Regions from separate parts of the Homo sapiens genome. Here region 1 is linked to region 2. The links are chromatin loops, found by intact Hi-C in ENCODE. Cell type or tissue: gastrocnemius medialis. All regions are shown on one strand. Each heading gives the region's core, and the rest is flanking DNA. Links, peaks and the distances in the headings are about the cores only.

What was found. A loop is a pair of places that touch in the nucleus more often than their neighbours do. Peaks named below come from ENCODE experiments on the same cell type or tissue, not always from the same donor. Only the 100,000 strongest peaks of a DNase experiment are listed, where the experiment ranks them.
Region 1: a loop joins it to region 2, with 2.5 times the contacts of the local background. A loop is called at or near these places in 7 of 110 quality-filtered maps.

The regions. Positions count from the first base shown.
Region 1 is chr1:168,780,488-168,788,829 of GRCh38, forward strand. LINC00626 (long intergenic non-protein coding RNA 626) reads left to right here and starts at 6,454. Exons shown (of 3, transcript NR_024160.1): 1 at 6,454-6,741; 2 at 8,294-8,342. In gastrocnemius medialis, for the core only: no CTCF peak of the experiment used is centred there; a DNase peak (open chromatin) is centred at 3,523; H3K27ac peaks cover 460 bases.
Region 2 is chr1:168,715,702-168,724,043 of GRCh38, forward strand. All of the region lies in intron 1 of DPT (dermatopontin), which reads right to left. Among named protein-coding and RNA genes, the nearest start is that of DPT, 9.3 kb to the right of the region's middle. In gastrocnemius medialis, for the core only: no CTCF peak of the experiment used is centred there; a DNase peak (open chromatin) is centred at 3,840; H3K4me3 peaks cover 573 bases; H3K27ac peaks cover 867 bases.

The DNA of each region.
Region 1 (8,342 bases), core at 317-8,316, 65 kb after region 2:
TATAGAACCTAATAGAATAGAGCCTCCAATTTTTTTAAATGGTTGACAGTGGTATCCATGATCGGACTCCCGCCCGTCTTTCTGCCCCATCTCTTTTCTTTTCCCTTGGCTCTCTCTTATGCAAACATAGTGAACTTGAAAGAAAAGTCTGTCTCGAACCTCTGGATGTTCCCACTTGCTCTCCTTCTGCAGAGAACATTCTCACTTTCTGAATCCTCTTGTTATTAACCCCTACTAACTCTTCACACCTCCACCTGGCATTGACCTTCTCATTCTTGTACTAGGTTACGGTTTCCTGCTGTGTGTCTCACAGATCTCTGTACCTCTTCACTTGTAACACTCATTTTATTGTTTTTGCTTGTTTATTCATTTTTCTTTTAAAATCCATTGAACATCATGGTTTTCTTTCACTTTTTTATTTTTTAATATCTGTCTTACCTACCAGATACAGCTTCTGTGGTGGCAGAAGGACCAGCTACATAATTTGCAGGACCCAGTAGGAGGTAAAAATGGGGGGCCATATGCTCTAAAATGATTAAGAGTTTCAAGAAAGTGAAAGCAGCATTAAACCAATCATATTCCACCTGTTTCAAGCAGAGGTTCCTGTGTGAATGCACATTTTATACCCATGAAACTGGCCTGTGGTGCAGGCAGAAATGTTAAGGAGGTAGTGGGGTGTGGATATCCAGAAAAGGTTGAAGTTTTTCAGAGTCGCTGAGAGCAATTCCTTCTTTCTCATATTCACTCGATAGATCTTTATTTGGTGTTTTTAAGTGTCAGGCACAGTACTAGCTGCTGGGGTTCGAGATCTATTTGACATTTCTGCCTACACCCTTTAGTGAGAAAACTGAGGCAATAAATTCATAATCCCATATATGTACCCATTACTTTCTTTATTCCTTCCCATCCTATGGAAGGGGTTTCATGCCTAGCATGCCAGACCAATTCCCTGTGGTTTGGGTCCCATGCTTTCCTATGTCCCATGCTTTCCCATTTCCTTCTTCTATGTCCTCAAACTTTTCAATGGGTGTTTTTCTTTTGGCATAAAAACATTTCATATCTTTCCAATCTTAAAAAATGAATAAAAACAAAGAAAACTTTCTTTGACCACCATGTCCTTCTATAGCTACCATCCTATGACTCCACATCACTTCACAGACAAGTGTCCCAAGAGTAATCTACCCTACTTTCACACAGCAATGCCTCTCACTACATACAAGCTTTAACACACTACAGTCAAGTCCTACCCCTCCTCCTTTCATTCCATGATGCATTTTGGCAGAAGTCAGCAAGTTTTGCTAAATTCAGCATATGATTTTGGGTTCTTATCTTATTTCATTTAGGCATAGTCACTTGCTTCCTCCTGCCTGAAGTTCTATCTTTCTTTGACTTCTGAGAACAACATTTCATTGTGTTTTTCCTTCCTTTCTCTCAAATCCAATTTTCTCTGCCTATCTCCTTTCACTTCAACTATTATTTCCACATTAATGAGTCCCCTTCTTTTCCCCTCCCCTCTCTTTCTTTCTCTTCCTTCCTTTTCCTTCTCTTTTCTTAGCTTCCCTTCCAATCCACAGGTGTTAATTCCAGGAGCACTCCCTCATAAACCTCCTGCATACTAATCTATGCCTCAGAGTCTGTTTCCTGGGGAACCCAGTCTGCAATAGTCATCCTAAATATCTCAATGTCCTATGTTCCCCTCATCCAGTTAAATACCAAGCTATAGATATCAAGCCTTATAGTATCTATAAATCTATTTTTTCCTTAATAAATTTGTTTTCTTCTGTTACTCTCTCTGACACTACTAGATTTAGACTCTCATTAATTCTCAATGGCACTATTTCCACCTGTTCTCCTTGCCTCTGATCTGTCTCTTTCCCAATTTATCACTCAAGGCTACTCCCAGCAGGATTTTTCCAGAATATAGATGCAATCTAGCAAATTATTCACTTCATAAGGACTTTCAGTGGCTTTGATGTCTGTCATTCATTTACACATCCAGTCAGTCAACACTTACTGAATATTCACAATGTTCCAGGCACTGTAATAAGTTCTGGGGATACAAAGTTAATGAAACAGAATCTCTGTCCTCATGGAGCTTATAGCAAAGGGGATGTTATCAACCAAGATGTGTAAGGTAAAGAAGCAGGAGCACAGAAGACTAACAATCTGGTGAAGAAAAAAGACATGAATCAAGTAATCAATTATTTAGGTAAATGCCAATAACATCTGTGATAAGTTCCACCAAAAAAGGTCCATTGTGCAATAAGCACTTACAAGAAGGTTTGACACAATCACAGGGGCAAGAGAGGAATTCCAAAAGAAATGGCTTGGGGATAAAATTTAAATGCTTCTTCATATTCTGATCCCAATCTCCCTTTATAGGTTTATCTTCCAAAAATTCACCTCATCTCACCTATGACATCCACATACCCTCCAGGCAAGTTGTATAGAGACTTCTGCATGTTCACGTCATCAGCCTTGTTTATAATGCTCCCTGTGCTGGAATTTCCTCTCTTACCTTGTTAATGAAGCTATCTCCTACTCATTCGATAAAAATCGGTGTAGTGATTACATTCTCTAGGAAACATTTCCTAATACCTCAGTATGATTTTGATGTTTCTCTGTTGTTCCTTAGCAATATACTTTCTTAATATTCATATCTGTAGCAATTTTAACATGACACTTAATGTTATGTATCACAACCTTCAACTTATTTTAAGTTTCTTGAGAAACAGGATCATGTTTGTCTTTACTATCTCCATGCCTAACATGGACATGGGACATGACACAACATAGCATAAAATTTATGACAAATAAATAAAATGAAGGAATGAAAGAATGAATAGAGTTTGCATGCATATAAGACCTCACATGTCTCTTTATAAGCATAATCTGAAACGTAACACTAAATTATTTCTACATCAAGTACAATAAATAAAGACTTTTAAATAAGCAGGTTTCAGGCATCCTTTAAGCTTTTAACTGAGAAGTGACTGTGTAGTATTAGATTCAGTTTAGTCATTTAGATGAGCTACTAAAAAAGATGAGCTAGCGGTTTTCCAGTCTGACTGTCTTGGTCACCTTATCTGATGGTTTATTTGATGATTCTCTTCATTTCCAGGCAGTGTATCAGCCAGCAGTTAATCCAGGGATTTACTGCGATAGAGTCAGAGTTCAAATACTGTATTCATGTTTCCATGTTCTATGGAGCACAGCTTAATGGGATGTCAGCTGTTACAGTCCATCCACAAAATGATGTTTATTCCAAGTGAAAAAGAAAGATAGTCTATGTAACACTTGGTTTTTAGTTAGAAAGGAATTGGAAATAAACAGAATTTTCTAAATCAAATTGTCAAACTAATGTAAATAAAATAACTCACTCTGAATGGAATTCACTCAACAATTTTGAAGGAATTCAAAGGTGACACTGCAAAACTATGGCTATTCTCCAATATTCATTACCAGTGGCTACTACAGCAGAAGATCGTCAACATAGCTCCCATCTTTGGGCTATCTTCCAGCAAGAGCCTGAATAGTTGTCTCACTTTCATATTGAGCAAGGACATGGAATCTCTGACAAACGAGGAAGACTTGGAACACTTAAGCAAGCATAACCTCCTGAGAGAGTAAGTCTGTTTTCTGTCCAGGAAAATCTTGGATAGCTAATTTACTTGAACTTTTTTTGGATGATAAATTCAAAAACAGAAACAGAATAACCAAAAGGGCTATTATTATCAAACTTTATAAACAAAGCACTTTTACAGTTTTAAATTTTAAATTCTAAATCATTGATTTATCATATTAAATTAGTTGTAAGCTATTTAATTTAATCCAATAATTTATTAAATTATTATTTAATCCTAAATTAAATTTAATCCTAAATTAAAACAATTGGTATTGTTGGAGGAGCTTAGGGAAAGTGGACAATTACACAATGTTTAAAGGTTGCACTCCTCTTCTTTGGTCCAATGGTAAGCAAAGATCTCCACCTGGATGTTCCAAAAACATCTTAACTCCACATGTCCTCAGGTAGCTCATTATCTTCCTCTCCAAACCTGTTCTTCCTTCTTGCTATAAAATGTTGGTTAGTAGTGCCTCTATTTTATCCACCAACATAAAAAAAAATCACCCAAAATCTTTATTTTGGAGAGAAATATCTTGCTAAACCATAAGTCTAATCATATCTCTTCCCTAATTAAACTTTTTAGTAGTTGTTCATTGTTGATAGAATAAAGTCCAAATTCTTTAGTGTGGCATAAAAGGGTCTTCAACATTTGAGCTCCCTCTTTCCAGCCACATCTGCTGCCAGGCTTCTCCAGTGTTAAAATGTTGTTTTTAAAATAAACTTGGTATGTTCTTTTTTCCTTCCAAAATTTTATACATGTGGCTTCCTCTGCCCAGCGTGACCTTTATCCCTTTCTCCTACTAACAAATTCTCATCATCTTTCAAAATCCAGTTAAGATATTAACTCTTCCATTAAGCCTTCTCTGCCACAATATTAACTTCAATGATCCTTAAGCAAAACCTTTCTTCTCTAGCTAAATACATAGAACTATAACTCAAATATTGGTCTAAAATTAAAATGCTAATGGGAGACTTAAAAGTGACAGAATTGAGGGGGCCTCATGACCTTTGAATAGGTCACATTATCCAATCAACTTCATTCTAATATACTCACGTACAGACGGGCAGCTTTGCTACAACCCCAAAAAGAGATGACTCAGGAGGCAAAGGTAGGGCACCAAAGTTATGAGCTCTAGATCCAGGCCGACTGGGATTATAAAGACTTAAATACAGAGCAAAATGAATATGCTAACATGTATTTATTTCATATAATAAATGTATCCCAAAATTTAAGATAAATAAAAAATTAGGCTGGGTGCAGTGGCTCATGCCTGTAATCCCAGCACTTTGGGAGGCCGAGGCAGGCGGATCACCAGGTCAGGAGTTCAAGACCAGCCTGGCCAACATGGTGAAACCCCGTCTCTACTAAAAATACAAAACTTAACTGGACATAGTGGCACATGTCTGTAATCCCAGCTACTTGGGATGCTGAGGCAGGAGAATTGCTTGAGCCCATGAGGCAGAGGTTGCAGTAAGCTGAGATCACGCCACTGCTGCACTCCAGCCTGGGCAACAGAGCAAGACTCCATCTTGGGAAAAAAAATCAGCTACATGAAAATTTTAATGTATTTTATGCTGTGTGACTCTCTTCTTTCTAGGTCCTTAGGTGAAGGAAAGTAAGAAAGATGGCAATACAGGAAAGGAACTAATATTTAAAGAATACTAGTATCTCTCTGTGCCATTTATATCTACCTCATTTCATTTAACCTTCAAAAGCATATGATTATGTAGATGCTGTAATGTTATTTCAATTTTACAGAGGAGTAAATTGAGGCACAATAATGATAAGATATTTAGCCTCGGCTGGGCATGGTGGCTCACGTTTGTAATCCTCACACTTTGGAAGGCCAAGGCAGGTGGATTGCTTGGCCCAGGAGTTCAAGAGCAGCCTGGGCAAAAAGGAGAAACCCCATCTCTTTTTTTTTTTTTTTTTTTTTTGAGACGGAGTCTCGCTCTGTCGCCCAGGCTGGAGTGCAGTGGCGGGATCTCGGCTCACTGCAAGCTCCACCTCCCGGGTTCACGCCATTCTCCTGCCTCAGCCTCCCAAGTAGCTGGGACTACAGGCGCCCGCCACTACGCCCGGCTGATTTTTTGTATTTTTAGTAGAGACAGGGTTTCACCGTTTTAGCCGGGATGGTCTCGATCTCCTGACCTCGTGATCCGCCCGCCTCGGCCTCCCAAAGTGCTGGGATTACAGGCGTGAGCCACCGCGCCCGGCCCCCATCTCTTAAAAAAATGCAAAAAATTATCCAGTTGTGGTGGCTCACACCTGTGGTCCCAGCTACTCGGGAGGCTGAGGCGGGAGGATCACTTGAGCCTGAGAATTAGAGACTGCAGTGAGCCAAGATCGCACCACTGCATTCCAGCCTGGGTGACAGAGGAAGAACCTGTCTCAAAATAAAAAAATAATAATAAAAAAATAAAAAAATCACCCTCATTTCCATGGCCAGTAATAAAAAGAGAAACAGAAATTTTAATACAGGAATGATTACTGTATTTCTTTGTGGGAATTGTGGTAAGTTGGTATTTCAGAACAGGCATGTAACCCCTTCTGCCCAATGACACTGGAGGGAAAGTCTACTGCTGGGTAGGGGTGGGGCTTTAGAGAACGGCTTCATGTTACACATCCTTCACCAGAGCATTTTCTTCTGAAAATCCTTTGTAGCAGATTCTATTAGCTTCAGGTAACAGGCAATTATGTGCTTTAAGAGAGAACCCCTCTCCCAGGAAGTGAACGTGATTGGCACACCAACTGGGGTAATTCATCTTTCCAGGGATTAATTTAAGAAAGGGCATGTAAGACTGCTTTAACCAAAGAGACATGAGGGGAAGTCTGCTTGAAAGGAGGTAGTAGTCCAGAAAAAGATTTTGTTTTGCTTTATGAAAAGGAAGCAGGAGGAGAAAGTATTATTTTTTGTCTTTAGATTTACCATGAGCATGTGATGCTTAGGCTACGGCAGCCATCTTGGTACCCTGAGAAGAGTCACCCTAAGAGAAGATGCCAGCATTCTAGGAAAAGCAGGGCGGGGATGGAGAAAAAATCCAGGGCCTGGATGACATTGCTGAGCTGCTGAGTTAACCTAGAACTATCCTAACTCAAGATTTCTCTTTATAAGGTAATATATTTCCTTATATTTAGATCATTTGAAATTTGATTTTTGGTTACCCTGCCTGAAATGTGGTAACTGATAAGGCTTTTCAATTTCAGGTTTGTTGATAGGGGTTTCTTTTTCCTGGTATAATATATGATATGTGTATACGTGTCTGTGCATGTATGTGCTTAAGGGATAAAGGAAAGAGAAAGGTGTCTCTATTCATCCTTAGAAAGTTAGAAGTTTAGTGCAAATTTTTAAAGTATAAAGGAAAACGGCAGATTAATTTTGAAAATAAGAAATTAAGAACAGGGAAAGGACAAGTGTTATGCAGTTGAATGGGCATATGCTCAGGAAGGGTGTGTGTGTGTGTGTGTGTGTGTCTGTGTCTGTGTGTGTCTGTGTGTGCATGTGTGAGTGTGCATATGTGTGTTCCCTATTTCTCCATATGTTTTATTTTCATTAACTGTTCAAAAGACTAAAAAGGCTTACACTGAAGTTATTGTGTAGTTTTCTGTGAGGTTCATGGTTAGGGCAAAATTCAAAGGCAATAGGAACTTTCAAGCACAAAGAGCTTCAAACGGTGTCCTCTTTCATGCTTAAAGCCAACTTACTTCTCCCTCGGAGCAGAAAAAGCAAGTAGAAGATGCCAGAATTGAGGAAACCCCAGAGAAGACATTTGTTGGTTATCTGTCGAGTAGTCCCCTTACCCTCTTTCCAGCTGTCTTTGATTTGTTCTTAAAGATTCCTGTATTTCCAGGAAAACTGAATTTTCTCTCTGCTTCCTATTTAGAGCACATATTGCCAAGGTTAAGCTGATAACCACATTTTATCCTCCAGCTATGATGATTGTTAAGGGGTGCGTTTGTTGCCAAAGCTGGTCCAATCGGACTAACTTTCAGAATGATTGTTGGGAATCCAGTGCAAACACTCTTGCTACATGAGATGCCATGTAGCCCTGAGATTCTGGCAGCCATCTTAGGACCAGCCTCAAGATGAAATGGATATCAAAATTGGGTCCTTGGGTGACATTGTTGAAGTACTAACGGAAACTTTACCTGAAGCTAGTCCCACTTCTGGAATTTTTAATTTCATGACCCAATACATATCATGTATTTTTAAGCTAATTTGAAATTTTGAATTTTTTATTTTGGTCATTTACAACCCAAAGCCTCCTCTGTGATGCAATCTGTTGGAATCATCTAGTGCTTTCCTCTCATTTTACAAATAAGAAAATGAGGCCCTAGAGGGAACTTACTTGCCCAAGGTCAAACAGTACATAGTTAAAGATCTGCTACAGGAAGAAAAGTTTCCTGACTCCAGTCTGTTCTTTTCTCATAAACTTTTCCTCTCACATGTGTATAGAGAGTGGTGATATTTTCTAGCCAGGCAGAAATTAGCGGAATGCCAGGCAACCTTTTACCTACAAACTAGTTTTAAAAAAAAGTATTTACGTGGCTACTGGGATTTCTTGGATGCGTTGCATTAAGTAATTTGGGGGTATATGAAATGAAATCATAGTGGGCCATTCTGCTTTTCTAACATCTCCTTAAGACTATATGTATTTGCACTACAGAATCTCTCTTGCAGGAGTAACACAGGCATGTGGAGAATTTCTCAGAGTA
Region 2 (8,342 bases), core at 243-8,242:
CCCCACACAGCATGCAAAGCCCAGATGGGTATGGTGAGCCATGGCCCTTTGATGAAATCCAGTGGATTTCCACCTTATAGCATGAGCTCTTTCACAAACCCTTCCAAAATAGTTCTTCAGTTACCTCTCCTTCTTTGCATTTCCCACCATCCCAGCCATTGGTCTATCCCCTCTTATGAGTGGGCAGAGCCAGAGCAGGCAGTTGTCTATGTGCATGGCCAGACAGCTGCTGGAATGCAACCTTGTATTTCATGGGAAGATAAGTTTTCAGAAAATATAATGCATAAAGTAAGTACCGTGTGCTGACTGGTGAGAGAGGCCTTGTTGACACACAAATTGTAACATTATCAACAAGTGGATTTCATTTATTCTTTTCCATTGCTGAAAATGAACTTGCAGATCTAACAAAATTAGATATTAAATATATTACTTGTCTGTCATCAGAAATCATCCGTCCTTTTAAATTTATTATTTATTACTTGTTATTCATTTATTCACCTAATGTATATAATTCAAATATGCATTTATTTATTTATTTATTTATTCATTCATTTATTAAACATCTCATACTCTACTACTGTTCTGTATCAATCACTTTGCTATTATGTTGTGAGAAGAATTGAGAGATGGGCTCGGTATTCGGTCAACCATGTAAATTAGCTTGAATTCCCTGTTCCCAGGACTTGTAAGAAGTTCTGGCAGACTAGAAAACTCAGCTATAGGGGCTCAGTAATGCAGGTTAAGGTGTAAATTGAGACCTATGGCTCTTTGATGATCTAGCTTTTTTTTTTTGGTATGTGCAACTGTGTAGTTTATTATACATGTATCTAGGTTTTACAATTTTCTTTTATTTTACTTTAAGTTCCGGGATACAAGTACAGAATGTACAGGTTTATTACATAGGTATATGTGTGCCATTGTGGTTTGCTGCACCTATCAACCTGTCATCTAGGTTTTAAGGCCCGCATGCATTAGCTATTTGTCCTAATGCTCTCCCTCTCCTCACACTCTACCCCCGACTGGTCCCAGTGTGTGTTGTTCCCCTCCCTGTGTCAATGTGTTCTCATTGTTCAACTTCCACTTATGAGTGAGAGCATTCACTGTTTGGTTTTCTGTTCCTGTGTTAGTTTGCTGAGGATGATGGCTTCTAGCTTCATCCATGTCCCTGCAAAGGACATGATCTCATTCATTTTTATGGCTACATAGTATTCCATGGTGTATATGTACCACATTTGCTTTATCCAGTCTATCACGGATGGGCATTTGGGTTGGTTCCATGTCTTTGTTATTGCAAATAGTGCTGCAGTAAACATACCTGTGCATGTGTCTTTACAGTAGAATAATTTATAGTCCTTTGGGTATATACCCATTAATGGGATTGTTGGGTCAAATGGTATTTCTTGTTCTAGATCCTTGAGGAATCACCACATTGCCTTCTACAATGGTTGAACTAATTTACATTCCGACCAACAGTGTAAAAGAATTCCTATTTCTTCACAGCCTCGCCAGCATCTGTTGGTTCTTGGCTTTTTAATAAACACCATTTTGACTGGCATGAGATGGTATCTTATTGTGGTTTTGATTTGCATTTCTCTAATGATCAGTGAGGTTGAGCTTTTTTTCATATGTTTGTTGGCCACATAAATGTCTTCTTTTGAGAAGTGTCTGGTCATATACTTTGTCCACTTTTTGATGGGATTGTTTCTTCTTTTCTTGTAAATTTGTTTAATTTCCTTGTAGATTCTGGATGTTAGACCTTTGTCAGATGGGTAGTTTGCAAAAATATTCTCCCATTCAGTAGGTTGCCTGTTCACTCTGATGATAGTTCCTTTTGGTATGCACATGCTCTTTAGTTCAATTAGATCCCATTTGTCAATTTTAGCTTTTGTTGCAATTGCTTTTGGTGTTTTTTATTATGAAGTCTTTGTCCATGCCTGTGTCCTGAATGGTGTTGTCTAGGTTTTCTTCTGGGGTTTTTATGGTTTTGGGTTTTTACCTTTAAGTCTTTAATTAATCTTGAGTTAATTTTTGTATAAGGTGTAAGGAAGGGGTCCAGTTTCAGTTTTCTGCATATGACTGATGTAGCCTTCTTCATTCTACCATTGCTCGCATCTCATCAGGAGTATACTAATCACTTTGTAAATGCCTGGCATACTTCAGCAAGCTATATGAGTGGAATGGACTAGGCTCATGATATGGTGGAAAGGTAGCTTTAGGGGCTGATCTACCAGGGTGTTCTATTCTATCCTAATTCTTAGTAAAGTAGGTGAGAGGTAATTTCAATATGAAGCTCTAAGAATCATAAGCAAAACTCATATGTGTCCAAAAAGAGAAGGTTGCCATAAGCTAGTGCTCTCTGTGACCTGTTCTCCTACCATCACTAAAATGCTGCCTTCCTCTAAAACAAAGCCCTTTCAGAACTGAGCTGGGCTGTGGTTTCCACGGAGTTGTTGTTCCATTGTTTTGGCTTGTCTTCTGTACTCAGACCCCTATAGGGGACAGAGCTCCCATGGGGGTAAGTTCCCCTAAGTAAAAATAAATGTAGGAAGATAAGCCGAACTGTTTCATGGAGTACCAGTTCTGAAGGCAATCCAAGTTCCACAAATTCCCCGCCAGCTGTTGGCCAGGCTGCTGGCCCCAGTGCCTGTACGGGAAGTGTGTGTCACTTTCTCACACACCACCTCAGATAACTCTGCCCTGTGAAGATTATTTGGACCCTACAGACTCAGAGCCTAAGAACATATAGTGAAAGTTAGATAACCAAACATAACCCTCCTCCTCCGGCTTTGGTTTGATTGCCTTCACATTTTGGTAGAGTCAGCCTGTTCAGGAGTTTGGTATGTGAAAGCATTCCTTCCAGAGCCGGATCTTTGTGGGGGTACCTTTTCACACTGTGGGGAGCAGATAGTAGAGTGGCCAAGAGCATTGGCTATGCTGCTGGATGGCTCCACTGTTCTTAGCTGTATCATCTGGGCGGGTTTCGTGCCCTCTAATAGCCTCAGTTTCCTCATCTGTAAAATGGGCATAATAATAGCACATATGTATTAAAGTTATCGTGAAGACCAAATAAGACAACGCATGTAAAATTCCTGGGATTAATAAATTGCTTATTAGTGTCATTATACTTATGTTTAGTCTACACAGTAATTATGAGTCTACTTTGTAAAAGCTGTCCCTTGGCTCCCCTGTCTCTAATCAGTAAAACACTGGTGGATTCATAGGCCCTCCCTGAGCTGCTGTTTCCCTAAAACAAAGCTCAATGAGGTTGGATGTCTTAGCCACCCACTTTGGAGCACAGGTACTTTAGTATGCCTTACCACTCTCAGGAAGTAGTATTCCATGCAGTGTCTGACATTGTTGTCCAGCAAATGTTTAATAGAAGAATGAGGGACCGAATGAGTGACCCGACTATGTCCCATTATTGGAGGCAGAATTGACTTTTAAGAGCTCATCACTCAATTCCATTAAGGGCCCTGAAACTCCCTCCAAGTAGTTTACATGGATCTTGGGTGAGCAATCCCTTTTCTTGCTTCCGTTCTCTCCCTGCAGCTCCATGATGAGGGGGCAAAATAAATATAGCTTTGGGCATTCCTCTCCTCCATTCCTCTCATTTTCACTTTTAACAAAGCTCCTTATTTAACAAGACTCACCTAAACACTGGCCATAGCTGCAGGATTACAAACACAGAGCTAGGTGAGAAGAGAGGCAACTTCTAAATGGAACAGGACTGGGGGAACTGTCAGGGATTGCATTGCTAAAGTTACTCAAACTCAATTTCAAAAGAGATGGGTAGCGGTCAAATGACTAATGCTCTGACTCACTTCACAGCACCTGGTTGTTGCTCCTGAATGGCCTGGAGAACAGGGCAGTGGCTCAATGCTCTATTCCGCTTGGAGGGAAACTACTTGGAGGGAGTTTCAGGCCCCTTCATGGATGTGAGTGAGGAGTTCCTAACAGTCACCAATACGATGGCTAATATCCTGGTGAATTGTATAACATGACCGCAGCTCTAAGGAAATAAGACTATTTCCTTAGAGCAGGAGGGCACTGGTACCTTACTTACAAGACTCTCCTTCCCATCTGAGAAGACATACTTTTTTTTTTTCTTACCACCTCTTTGAAGGCTGAGGTTCAATTTCAGTTTCAGAAACTGGAGTATTGTTAGCCCTGCTCCATCTGAAACTGGAAGCTTTCTAGAAGGAAAGTCACAAGGTAATTACTCCTCCTCTGAAAACACATTTGTGAACCTATTCTGAGAAAGTGGACTTTCTGAAAATGATTTATCTCAGGGTCATCACCCTGAAAGCTAAAACGGAAGACTTTCTCCTGTATCTGCAATAGTAAAACATAACAGCAGTGGGGTGCAGGGGAAAGAGCCCTTGTTGAGGAATCAGCAGACATGAGTTCTAGTCCTAGCCCTGACCTTTACATGCTTTGTGGAGCCTCACCTAAGGCACTGTGTGGAGTCAGTGATAATGCCTACAAAACTCTCGGCCAAGAGAGTAACTGGAAGAGCCAGGACCCAACTCAGATTCATCTGAGGTCAAAGCTCATGTTCATGAGCTCTCAAGAAATATAATAAATCTCTTCGAGATGGTCCCACAGCTCTGATTGGTATGCTGGACAGGACTTCTTCTTGTTGTCTGCATTCTTTACCAAGTCCAAAGCTATTGGACAGGCAGAATTACAGAGCATTTGCAAGGTGTGTGAGTGTCTGGTTTTGTTGGTGAACCCCTCTATACAATTTTAGAAGTTGGACTTGCTAAGAAGTTTGGACTTTAGGTGGTGTGGTGTGGGGTTGAGTCAAGTGATGAACAAGGTAAAAGGAAGCAGCACCATCTTGGTCAAGAACTCTCAAAATTTCATTAAATAGATAATAGATGGGCTGGTTGTGCTGGTCTTTTTTTTCCCAGCTTCACAGACACACAGGTGTTTCAAGGGCTGTTAGCCAGTTTCCAACCCCACTGCAGAGATGGACTATGAGAAGTTTTGCCCATGATCTAGACAAGTGGCTCACTCCATGTGGCACAGCATCCTTAACACTCCCAAATTTCTTTCCCGCCCCAAAGGTGGATGAGGTCTTAAATAGTACCAAAAGAGTTTCTTTCTTTTAGAGTAAAGCTTTGATTTTTGTTAATTCTATTTTCCCCAGAATAATTCTTTGAGTTGCTATCAGGCATTTATAAAAAGGCCCACAGAATTTTAGAATGTTCATTAAGTCTTTTGACAAATATTCACTAGAACTTACTCTATACCTGATGCTGCACTTGGTCTGGAATCTCTTCAGAAGACTGGTACTGATAAGTAAACACTATGACATTGGACAGGCAGAATTACCAGACACTGTAACTGATAAGCAGACACTATGATAATACAGATACTGGAAATAAGTAGACTGGTACCAAAGACAGAGGAGCAGAGAAATAGGAGAGTGGTTGGGGACAGTGGAGCAGTGAAGTGGCAAGGGACAGAGACAAACACAGTTGGGGGCAAGTTTGCCCAGTAAAAGAAGCCTTCAAAGTTCTGGATTTCTCTGCTAATTCCAAACAGAATTGTTCCATGACCCATCTCTCCCCTTCTGCTGATATTTATACCTACTTCTGTAAAACTAGGATGACAGTTCTTAACCTGACAGTATTACACAAAAACTAAAGAGATGCTATATATCAAGTGTAGCATAGAACCTGGCACAACGTATATAATTGAAAGGCAGGGGAAGTCATAGTTATTACTACCATGATGATAAAAGTACCTGTAATCTGATAGAAAGACAGGCTACATCCTAGTCACGAAACATCACTTTCAGTAAATATTGGAGCCTACATTAGAAATTGTCAGGATTGAACTTCTCCAATTAGACACTGAGAGGAGCCTCAGAAAGCACATATCAGAGCACAAAAGGCAATACCAAGCCTCTCCTCCTTCAAAGATCCTTCCTTTCTTGACAATTCCAAATCATACTAACTTTCCTTCCTTGTGACATGTTGATATCACCATTACACATTTCACCTAACACATACTGTCACTGAGTAGCCTCATGGGGCTACAATGCAAAGTTTTTGAACACTGCACCGTTTACTGCTCATCCTCCTGCCACCATGGTGGGGATATGAACAGTCTCTTTAAATAGTGTTAAGTTGCACACATTCTGCTCTCTTCCTGCCTGCATCTGGGTAAGAATTCTGCTGTCTTCTCCATGTCCAGGTTTTAAGTCTGCTAGTCTGTCTACAAGGTTTTAACAGTGAAGCAGAAATGACCTGCAGAACAGCATCTCTGGATAGAAAGACCTAGCACAGGACAGAGCGAGAATGCCTCCAAAAATACAAATTCCTCAGGTTTTTTTGGAAAAATACAGGCAGGAGAGGCTTCCCCTAAGGCCTCTGAGAAGATCTAGATTATCTTGTGAGATGCATTTATGTCCTGAGAGCAATTCCAGGTCACACAGGAATTGCATGAGCTACATTAGCATCACAGTAAATTTGACGTGAGTTTATGAATATCAATTATAATATTTTTAAACAAGAGATCTAATGCTATCTCCGTGTCTATTAAAATGTAATAAATATTCAAGACACTTATAATGTACACATAATATTTATAGACTGTGATTAAATTATATGTTCCAAAAGCAAAATGATATATTTCAGAGGCTCTGTAATCTAGCAATTTGGTTTTCAACTCCAGCTTTGTAATTTACCAACTGTGTGATACTTGTCTCCATGAGTCTCAGTTTACACAGAGTAGTCATGATAAAGTAATAATAAATAACCTTTATCAAGGACTTGCAATGTGCAGGCATTGTGCTTAGCACTATGCGTGCATTAATTATTTTAATTATCAAAACAATCCTATAAAATGGGTTCAAATAATGAGCTTCTCACCACGATCACCATTTTACGTATAAGGAAACTTAGGTTTAGAGAAGGTAAGTAATTCCCCTAAGGACACAAGTTAATGTACATATATTATCTTATTTAATTCTCACAACAACAGTTCTAGGGAGGTGTGTTTTAGTTGTGAAAGCTGAGTATTTCGGAGTTGAGACGACTTGAGTAAAGGTAGTAGTGGGGTCAGTGGGGCTGCATTTTGAGAATTGTTCTGACTCTAAACTTCATTAACTTTTCAATACTTCAAGATCCCTCAAAGAAACACACACACACACACACACACACACACACACACGATATCTTAACTCTGCAGAAATCTCTTATTGATTGAGAAGATTGTGTCCTGCAGGTTCCCAGACAGAAGCAAATCCCCTCCTGGGAGGAGGGAGCTTTTGCCATCCTTACAAGAGCAGCCAACAACCATTTTTGCAGAGCTCAAGTTCCCCCAGACAATTGATTCCTAGCACTTAGGAGAGTGACCTAGATGGAAAGTTGGCAAGAATCCTAGATCTGTCATAACCCTATTCTCCCACACTCAGCCTTCTTGCCCTCAGAAGTCATCCTTAGGTGGATTTGATATCTTTTTTAGGTCAGCACTCACTATGGCTTTATCCAGGAACAAAAATAACATCAGCATTTCATATCACCCACAGCACTGTGGAATCAGGCTGGCTGGCTCAGGTCCTCCGTCTGCCATCTGCTAGCCATGCAAGGGCAACCTCCTCATGTGTGAAACACCTGGATTCCAATACTGTTGTGAAGATCAAACAATATTAGCTTTTGAATAACTCATGGGCATAGACTGTATGTTATTCATCTCCATCTTCCTGGGGCCTGGGAAAGTTTGTGCTAATAAGCATTTGGTAGTGAATGAATAAACAAATGAACATATAAATGAGGAATACTCTATAAATCATAAATCACCACGTAGATCAGGGTTAGGGCCATAGAACCTATACTTATGTAAAGTTATGGATTTCTCTCCTAATTCCAAACAGAATTGCTCCATGACCCATCTCTCCCCTTCTACTGATATTTATATCTACTTTTGTAAAAAGAGGATGACAGTTCCTAACCTGACAGCAATGTTTTTATTCAGTTTTTAATTGCTTCAGTCTCATGGCCTTTATTCCTATTCTGTGAGGTAAGGAGGTTGCTCTAGATTGTGCCCAAGACCCCCTCCAGTGCTGGAATTCCACGATTCTGTTGTACTATATTTGTGCTGCATCCTTATATTTATTTTTTTAAATTTTATTTTGAAGTAATTTCAGATTTACAGAATGCTTGTAAAGACAGCACACAAAATTCATGTATACTCTTCACCCAGGTTCCTCTAATGTTAATTTTCATAACTCTAGAGTGTCTAGGAATGCTAAGAAATGCTAAGAAATTAACCTTGGTATAACACCAAACTGATTTCATCAGTTCTTCCACAAATGTCAAACCAGGATAGGT